Linked DNA regions of Homo sapiens: region 2 is linked to region 1. A link is a contact called in ENCODE Hi-C or POLR2A ChIA-PET data. All regions are on one chromosome and are shown on one strand. The core of a region is the stretch at or near the end of the contact, and the rest is flanking DNA. Distances in the headings are between cores, read along the strand shown.

The links. Hi-C counts contacts between places; a loop is a spot of excess contacts on that map. ChIA-PET counts read pairs that join two places held with the same protein, here RNA polymerase II (POLR2A). Pooled maps may share reads with other maps.
Region 2: a map of ascending aorta shows a loop between it and region 1 (12-fold over the local background). The contact joins the promoter of WNK3 here to the enhancer-like site in region 1. A Hi-C loop is called at or near these places in 5 of 168 maps with a recorded cell type or tissue (ascending aorta, dorsolateral prefrontal cortex, endothelial cell of umbilical vein and 2 more), 2 of 37 single-sample maps with no recorded cell type and 20 of 50 pooled maps. POLR2A ChIA-PET finds 5 or more read pairs at or near these places in 5 of 52 experiments (B cell, HEK293, WTC11 and 1 more).

The regions. Positions count from the first base shown.
Region 1 is chrX:54,637,966-54,642,776 of GRCh38, reverse strand. It overlaps a transcript of GNL3L not described here. Among named protein-coding and RNA genes, the nearest start is that of GNL3L, 110 kb to the right of the region's middle. RefSeq lists enhancers at 2,833-3,082, 3,373-3,502, 3,069-3,594. Within about 2 kb of position 2,981, at least 40 of the 41 ENCODE cell types and tissues checked have a DNase peak (open chromatin) inside an H3K27ac peak, as active enhancers do; they include B cell, ascending aorta, dorsolateral prefrontal cortex and 2 more, where a contact is called at or near this core.
Region 2 is chrX:54,355,584-54,360,464 of GRCh38, reverse strand. WNK3 (WNK lysine deficient protein kinase 3) reads left to right here and starts at 2,419. Exons shown (of 24, transcript NM_020922.5): 1 at 2,419-2,779.

The DNA of each region.
Region 1 (4,811 bases), core at 1,732-4,231:
AAACAGTGACAAGGGCTATGCAGGGAATAAAAAGGAGTTTATATGACAGAAAGCAGTGGGGCCAAGAGTTGTGTGGGCTATTTCATACTGCGTGGTTTGGCAAAGTCCTCTCTGAAGAAGTGACAATTGAGTGAAGACAATGACAAGAAGGAGCCAGCCACTGGAAAAGCAAGGGGAAAAGCATTACAAAGAGAAGGGACTCTCTGTTTAAAGCTGGCGAAGGAAAAAAAATTTTTTTTTAAATAAAGAGAAGGAACACTCAGTATAAAGGACCAAAGGTGAGAACAACCTTGGCGTGTTCTGGAAACAGAGGCCAATGTAGCTGGAGCTACATTCCTTTACATTGAAAGGAAATAAATGAAAGGAAGAGTCGAAGGAGCTGATTGATGTTCAGATCAGATTATGTCTGTATTGATTGCTTTTGTTTTTATATGACAAGCTTGTGGTCATTTTTAAAAATAAAAATAACATATTAATGCTTTTAAAAAAAAGATTAAGAGAATCTGACAGACCAGCTCCATCACTGGCTGTGTCACCTTAGTCAAGTTAATCTCACTAAGCCTCAGTTTCTTCACTTGTAAAATGAGGAAAAGTACACTCACCTCAGAGGGCCGAAGTGCAAATTAAATTAAACCTATTTAAAAGGCTGTTTTTGTTAAGACTCTTTTGGATGCAAGGAACAGAAACCCAGTGAAGCTAGATCACGAATCAGAAATCCAAGGGCAGGAAGTGAAGTACAGATAAAGCTTATTAAGCCTGGAGCTGCAGGAAATTTCTGGATGAGGCATGGACCCTCTGCTCTGGAGCTTTACCATTAATGTAATTCATCTGCACTACATGTCTGCTTCTCTCTGTACATCTGCCCCAGCTTCCTCATTCAGCCAACCACCTTGAACTGCTCCCCCAGGATTTTAACAGGCACTTGACCTGATTCATAATGCTGCACCCACCTACCCAGCATCCTGGTCTACTGGACCTGTCAGCTCAGCTCCCCACAACTAACTGGCAACTCTCCTCTGGATCTCTTATTTCACATTCCCAAGAGAGCAATCTGATTGGCCCACCTCATCTTCTAAAGCTGGGCCATACAACTCACAGGTTGTGGGCTGGCCTTGGATCAGGTGCTGTATCCTAAAGGAAGGGTGGATGTAATACATAGTTAGTCCTTGCTTGATCATTTGGTAGGAGCTGTAAGTAGAGCCAGTGCTCCCAGAAGGGGATGTAAAGATGGCCAGTGGCCATCAAAGATAGTGGTGGCATCTCTGATGCATGTGTGCAGCAGAGTGACTGGAACATGGCAGGTGTTCAACAAATAGTCATAATTATTCACGGTAACATTATGCCACCTCTTACAGGAAGCCTTCCCAGAACTCTTAAGGTTCCCAAACTTTTTCACCCAGATCAGGACCCCTACTGCAGGAATCATCCAATTAAGAAATCAATGAAATTTCATTATACAGGACAGACTTTTATGGCCTTCTAGGTATAAAGCACTGTACTGGGCACTGGGAGGAAGGATACACAAATGAATGAGGCCCTTATCCTGGCCTCAAGGAGCTCTGAGGATAGTAAAAGGTAAAAGGCAAACTGAGCCATGAGAAATCCACAGATAGGGAGCTCTGGGAGTTCAGAGAAGGGCAAAAACTGTTGTTTATCCGTATGTATGCCTGTCTCCTGGATACCTCCCTTTAGATGTCCCAAAGGCACCTCGAACTAAATGTATTTAAAACTGATCTCATCTGCTCCCTCCCAAACCTGTTCCTCTTCTCAGATTCCCTGTCTCAGTGAGGCAAGTTCATCCAACCCAGTTGCTCAAGCTTGAAACCTGAGCTGCACCCGCTCACAATGTCAGCTGTTGCAGTTGCTAAAGTTGTCCCCGAACCTTTGGTGTGTGTTTGCCTTGCCCCAAAGGTCAGAACTAATAATAAACTTCTGCATTGCTGCAGGATACGGAAATTAAAACCAGCCTGGAGACAGACAAGACCCGGAGTCCACCAGGTTTGATTTCGGACTTGGCTTCTGATGTCAACGGGTATGATCCCTTTCAGGAAAGCGGGTCGACAAGAGCCTAAAACATGTTTATGACATTTTCCTGGTAATTCTGCTCCTAAATCGATATCCACCCACCCCTACTCCTACAGGAAAAGCTCTAAGCACAAAATTATTCCTTGCAGAGATATATTTTGGTGGTCAAACACTAGAAAGTAGTTTTAATATCCAACAAGAGAAGGGTTAAGTGAATTGTGGCACAGCTGTCTAATGGAACATTCTACAACCATTGCTGAGAGATGACGGCTGTGGAGATTCTATAGCAACAGAGAAAAATTATTATGCCATAACTAAGGATGCAGGGTTGTGTGTACACTCTGACTGCAACAACCTAAAAACTGCATGGCCTCAAGCTCTGCTGATGGACATTTAAAATTTCTCCTCTATTATTACTTTTTAAAAAGGCCTTAACTTTATGTCATGTATGGGTATCTCTGGGTTTGGGGTTTTTGGCTTGTTGTTTTCGTTTTTTCAGTCTTTTCCTTCCGTCAATCAACCGCCTTAAAAATGTGTCTTCTTTGTACCAGGCCCTCCCCGAGGTGCTGGTGATTCAAAGGTCAATCACCCACAACTCTTTCTCTGGGATGTCAGGGCAGAAGAGGAAACAGATACAAAAATAAACAGTTTCAAAAATATATGGGCCAGTCTTTATGGGCCCACTTGTGGACGTACGCAGGCACGGTCACCCCCTGGCGGCCACTCGACTACCAGCTCTTGGGTGGCTCTAACCTCTGGACAGCGGCTTCCACTCTCGGTGGCCAGCCCCAGCCTCGTTCTCCGAGAGAGTCCAAGACTCCTCCCTCTCCCTCCTTCTGGGGCCCTCCATCCCCTAGTAGGCGTCTCAGCCTGGGCCTGGCCCAGACAAATCCGACCCTGTTACTCTCACCGGAGCTCCTCCCTCCCCGAAAGCCTCACTCCGGCTGTGAGCTGCAAGATTACGTCATTGTCAATGGTTCGCATGCGCCCTCACCACTGGACAATTGGCGCACCCCTGCCGCAGGCGGGCGTAGCTTCGGGCTCCGGGGTTCTCCCTTTTCCTTTCCTGATGTTTTTTTTAAAGTGGCGACACACTACTTGTAAGAGACGCTGGTAAACTCGTGGCTTTAGGAGGAAATGGGAGCCAAGAAAAGCTGCAAAGCTCAAGGCTCACGACCGCTTGCTCGCCATTGTCCCACTCACTTCCGAAAGAGATAACGCCCCTTTCCGACTCTTTTGGCCTCCCCGCTCCAAGAGTGAGAATCGAAGCCCCGCCCCGTGAGCGTCTAGTCCCAAGATAACCCAGCTGCGCTTGCGAGTGCAAGTACACTGGGGCGGGGCTGACAGGAGGCTGATGCAATCGAGTCGGGCGGGCGGGGCACGTCGGATGAAAGTGGGTACCGGAAGAAAAGGGGTTATTTCAGCAGGCTTAGTAACCCTATTCAAAGTAAGACCTTAATATATAAGTAAAAGTTCGTGCCTGATTTGGAGAGCTCTTTGACTATTAAATTTTTTTTAATGTAACGCCTGTAATCCCAGCACTTTGGGAGGCCAAGGTGGGTGGATCACTTGAGTCCATGAGTTTGAGACCAGCATGGGCAACACAGTGAGACCCTCCCTCTCTATTTTATTTTAAAAAACATTATTTTAAAGGTATATATCCTATTGGCTCAGCAATCCCATTTCCATATATATACATCCAAGACTCCTAGAGAAGTGTATGCGGATCACCTACAGGGCTTTGTTAAAACACAGATTGTTGTGGCCCATCTACTATCAGAGATTAGGAACTTGTGTTTCTAACAACTTCCAGGGTAATGCTGGGGCAAACTGGTTCAAGACCACACTTTAAGAACCTTAGATCTAGAGGACAAAAAACTGCAAGGAGCCTTATGAACAAGTGTAAGCCGTGCTGATTTGTTGGCAATAACGAAAAATTGAAAGTATCAGTGGGGGCAGGAGATGGTTGATAAACTTATCAGTTTAAAATGGGCTATATATAGGCCGGGCATGGTGGCTGACGGCTGTAATGCCAATACTTTGAGAGGCCGAGGTGGGTGGATCACCTGAGGTCAGAAGTTCGAGACCAGCATGGTGAAACCCCGTCTCTACTAAAAATACAAAAATTAGCCAGGCGCCTGTAATCCCAGCTACTCAGAAGGCTGAAGCAGGAGAAACGCTTGAACCCGGGAGGCGGAGGTTGCAGTGGGCCGGAGATTGCGCCACTGCACTCCAGCCTGGGCAACAGAGCCAGACTATCTCAATTAATTAATTAATTAATTTAATGAGCTATATATAAACTGACATGGAAAGATATCGAAGGTGATGATGATAGTAGTGAGGGTGGTGATGATGATACTTAATGTTTATTGAGCACTTACACTGTATCAGGCACTGTGTGAAGGATTTTACATTTCTTACCTCATTTTCTACAGCAATTCTCAGGAATGTGGACTGTGTCTAATTCGCTGTATATTTTTAGTCCAGAACAGGGTCTGGCACCCAGGATCTTGTCAGTAAATGTTTGTGGCCTCATGTGATCAGATCCAGTCCCACAAGTTCACAGTCCCAAGAGTTTAGGACTTCACAGCCCAAACAATATTTCAAAAAATTGCAAAGGATGGATAAAATATTGCGGAAGAAGGACACTAAAAACAAACTACTGCCTTCTATCACCATCATTTTAAGAAAAGACAATTACACATAATCCCCCATTAAAGGAACGAACTTTTTAATTTATCTTTAATATGAAAATTTTTAACATATGCAAAAGTAGAAAGAAGAGT
Region 2 (4,881 bases), core at 1,170-3,669, 280 kb after region 1:
GCCGACTTGTTTGATTTTCAAATTTCTAAAGGTCATAAAAGTCACTCTACTCAATAGCTTTTTTTTTTTTTAACAAGTATTCAACTATCAAAGAGGTACTGCTCAAAAGAATTAACATCTAAGCAGATTGAAGGGCTAACATTTCCAAGTGTTGTTCTTTATTCATTACCTACATCATCAGGCTCAGAGACAAGGGAAGAGGAGCAGGTCACAACTGAGCTAGATGCCTTTTCATGAAGGTGATGTGTGTGGCAGTGGTGGGAATAGGGTGACACTGAGAAACAGAAACGGTGGCCACAAGTTTCTAGTTGCCATCTCATGGGAGTCAGGACCTACAAAGACTTGGGATAAACTGGTAACCTTTGAAACTTTGAAATTGCCCCTTACTGGTTGTTCAGCTACTCTTCCTCTGTTTTTCCTACACTAGTCAACCAATCAACAGGGAAAAGGGACTATCTTCAGGGACAGTGAGGAAAGGAGCGTGGGAGACCCCATCCATTTTTCAGCTAATTGAGACTTCAGAGACTCTTAAGGTAGAATGGTGAAGCTATTTGGAGAAACCACACCTTGCTCTTTCAAATCGGCCAGGAAGGAAGATCTCCACCATTCTAGTGGCTGGACCTCATAGCCCTATTGTTTCCTCAGCATCTCCCTCCGTTGTCAAAACGGAAAGATGGGAGTTTGAATGTATTAAGGGCATGGTCCGGTTTCCTTACATATTCTGGCAATATGGAAATTAATAAGGAAGGGACAGAGGCAAGAGATAGGGCTACAAGGCCTCCCATCATTATACTCACCCCCCCCTTACAAAGTCAAAGATAAACCATTACACTTTATTTGGACTTTGGAAACCTGAGTTAAATGTATTGATTGTGCTGTTTTAAAGAGCTGAAAAAGACTGAGATTTCTGAGGCCTACAGCAGGAAAAGAAAAATAGGTAGTGGAGAAGGGATAACTCAGTGATAGGGCCGAGGCTGGAGGGCTGAAAGCATTAGTCAGATATTTCCCACACAGCCTCCTAGCTTGAGGGGCATTCGAAAAGAATGCCCTGCCCTTTAGCTGCGCCACCAGATGACTCCCGGGAGATTGAAAAATGCCTCGGCTCTGGAGTGAGCACACCTGGGTTCAAGTTCTAACTCCACAAATAGTATGAAGTTGAGCAATTCATGTCCATTTCCCCTCCTGAGCCTCAATTTCCTCCTCTGTCGGGCCGGGATTATTCATGGGAGAATGACGGAAACAATTCTATACTGCTTCTGGCATAGCACAGGAAGCAGTTTGAAGCCGCTGCGCCGAGGCTAACATGTACCGAAAGCTCGAAGGAGGCAGCATTCACTACCAGCTAGAGGATCTGGGAGTTTTTCAAGGAGGTGGCCGGTGGGAGACACAGAGAGCCAGTCTCAGTGGGAGGCAGCCTTTCCGCATGCGCGCGCTCTAGAAGCCTGGCGGCGGCGAGGGGGCGGGACCAGGTCTCTGAAGGGGTTGCTATGGCACCAAGGGGCCGAGGAGGTTCACCGAACCCTTAAAACCATTGCTCCCTCCCCCACCTGCCACCATCAGGGCCGAGGGCCATTGTTCCCGGCAAAATGGCGTCGGAAATCCCCCTCCCGGTCAGAGGCCTAAGTAAAACTGAGGGTGGGAGTCGGACCATAGGTGGGAAGAAAAACTACAATTCCCAGGGTACATCGCACCCGTCTGCGAGGCGCAGGGCACGTGCCCAGGCCTAGCGGTTACATGCCGTCAAAAATCAGTTTCATAGCTTCCCTTTCCCATCCCTGCTTTGGTCGTTTCCCAGCCCCCGCGCGCGCGCACTGCGGTCCTGGGGGGCGGGGGAGACATGCCGTGGCTGTTGCCCCCGCAACGTAACTGGGAGGCCAGTATTTGTAAATCGGTGCTTCGACTTCTAATCCCAAAGCCGGCAGGTATGGGTCTCGCGAGAAATCCCGGGAGTTGGAAAAAGGGAGTCAGGGGTGGCGGGCGAAAAGGTGCCGGCGGGTACCACCTCCTAACAGCGGCGCTACAGCATTCAGAGGCTCGCGGAGACCCAAGGGTGGGCAGTGGGGGGCTAGGAAGTAGTGTGTGCTTGGACTTTTCTTCTTCTTCTTCTTCTCTGAGGGGAGAGGGTAGAGCAGCTGAGAGAGAGCGAGAGCGCTTCGGAACACACAGGAGATGTCGCGCGTGCTTCCTCTAAGAGATTTTCTCTTTGGAATGGGGAGAAGCCTTTCTCCTCGACGCGCATCCCTCTCTCCCGCGGCGCCGAGGGGGGCGGGAGGCGTGCGCGCACTCTAGTTGGCTGGCCACTCGGCACCTCGCTGCGATAGGGGCGGTTCCGAGTTGGGGCTGCTCCGTTGGCTTTCTCCGCCCCTCCCCCTCTTCTGTTCTCCCCTCCCTTCCCCGCCCCCCCTCCGCCCCTCTCTCCTACCCGTCCGAATTCCCTGGCTGGAGTACGCGTGCGTCTGCTCAGCTCCGGGCCGAGCGCGAGCTTGGGCTCGTACCCCGCTCCCCTCTCTCCGCCCGCTCTTTACCTACCGGCCGTAGCTGGCCCGGTGGGCTCGCGGGGAGACGCTCGCGCGCGCAAGCGCACACGACGCGGAGCGGAGCTCGAGACATCGAGGAGAGGAGTAAGAAGCATCGGAGGAGGCGATCGAGGAGGAGGCGGTGTGTGTGTATGTGTCTATTCTACGGTGTGGCTCGTCGTGGGGCGAGAGGAGGCTCGAGAGAGGGCGAGGGAGAAGCGAAAAGAGTAAGAGAGTCTTCCTTTGCGAGAGCCTCTAATCTGGTGAGGGTCCCGGGCCGGCCGGGGCGCTAGGAGAGAGGGAGGAGGCCGGGGGGCGTGTCTGGGATCGGGCTGAGAGATGAATGGGCCAGGGATGAATGGAGGGAGGCAGCGGCGGCCAAGAGTCTGTTAGGAGTAAGCGCCCTAGCGGGGGGCGGCTTGACCGAAGCAGGGTGAGTGCCTTCACCAGTCGGTACCGGACGAGGCCGGGCTCCGGGCTAAGGGGCTGTCGAAACTGCTGAATAGGCGGAGAGGAAAATGAACAGGGGGAAAGTGGGGAAGGGCAGGTTTGAGGCTGAGGTGCGTTTTTTGTTTTGTTTTCTTTTTTGTTTTTGATTTTTTTTTTGGTTGTTGTTGAGGGGTGACAACTTTGGGAGCTGATGGAAGACCAGGGGACGGGGAAGGTGAGGAGGATACAGGAGGGGGACAGGAGACGGTTGACAAAGGACTGAGTGATCACTTAAGTGAGATTGAAGCTACTGAAAGGGAAGATCGCTTCGGGTGTGGGAAGTTCAGTTGTATTGATGGGAATAGGATGAAGGAAAGAGTAGATTTATTTCAGAGGTTCAGCTGATGTGTGAGGGACAGGATGGGGTGAGAAATATTGCTGGCTTGTGTAAATGTGTTAGGCTCAAGGAGATTCTGAGGTGTTATTTGGGAAGGGGTGGTGTGTGTTGTGTGACTGACAGGTTGGGGATGGGGAGGAGATGGTATGATAGGTGAGGATGAAAGTGGTGAGGTGGCTTCACTGTACTGAAAGAGGTTTTGTTTGACTAGTTAAAAGTGGTGAAACATTTATATAATGGGGTGGGGGTGGAAATCCTGCACGTGAGTATCTCCGTATCTTGGGGGTTGAGAGACTGTTAAAATGAGACTGAACCCTCAAAACAGATGCGAATAGTATGGCTATTTTTTCTTAAGAGTTACTGTTGATTGAGACAATTATATGAATAAAACAGCTTTTGAGTTGTGAAAATCTTCTGCATAGTAGTGATTGTATCCAATTTTTGGAGATACCGTTATCTGTTTTTCATCTATAGTAAGTTGTAATACCAAGAGAACTTTTGAAGAGGTCTTAGTATGTGACAGAGCAGCGGGTGTCTTTTAAGACGGTCTCTATCCTTTGGATTGATGAGTTTAAAAATTGTTTAAACTCGACAGCTCAAGGGAAAGATACCTTGCATTAAAGGATAGCAAAAATGCACTAAAGCTTAGCCGGGCGTGGTGGAGCGTGCCTGTAATCCCAGCTACTTGGGAGGCTGAGGCAGAAGAATCTCTTGAACCTGGGAGGCAGAGGTTGCAGCTAGCCAAGATTGTGCCACTGCACTCTAGCCTGGGCGACAGAGCGAGACTCTGTCTTAAAAAATCCACTAAAGCTGACTTTGAACTAAAATAATTGTACATTTTTTTTGGTCATTACGAATTTATCTTTGAAAATTGGCACTCGCTTTTTGGTGTGAGTTTAAATTACAACAGATTACGTGAACATTTTGTTCTCTGAATACTTATCTTCTGATAAGGATGTCTTGTCCTGGTCTCATTCTGTTCTGGGTCAAGATTAACGGTTATGGATTTTAATCTTTTGTGATTATTTTTTACACATTTTACTGATATATATTTAGTTTTCTTGGAAATGTTGCAAACTTGAGAACATTCCCATGCTGTTTTTCTTTTATTCTGCTTTGATATTGGAAAGAGTGTAATCCTTGTTTAGGCTACCCGCAGTTTGAATACAAAAGGTCATATTCTGTTCATAGTCTCTCAGATTGAGATGAATACTTAATGTATTAAATAGTACAGTAGAAGTATAAAGGCACTGTAAGAGCCTGGAAATGTTGCACTAACTCAACCAGGCAAGGCGGCCTCCCAGTTTTGAACTAGATGTTTCTAGATGAAGGACATTCACATTTTGGGTCTTGAAAGTGTAAGCATGGTATATTTGGAGAATGGAATGAGATAAGGCTGGAATCTTAGGTTGAGGCTGGGGTGAATTAGGAACTCTTGATTGTTTAAGAAGGGGAATAACATAAACAGATTTATGGTGTTTCTCTCTCTGCCTTTGCTTCTGATGTCCCCCTCTACCTGGAATGCTCTCTCTCCCCCTC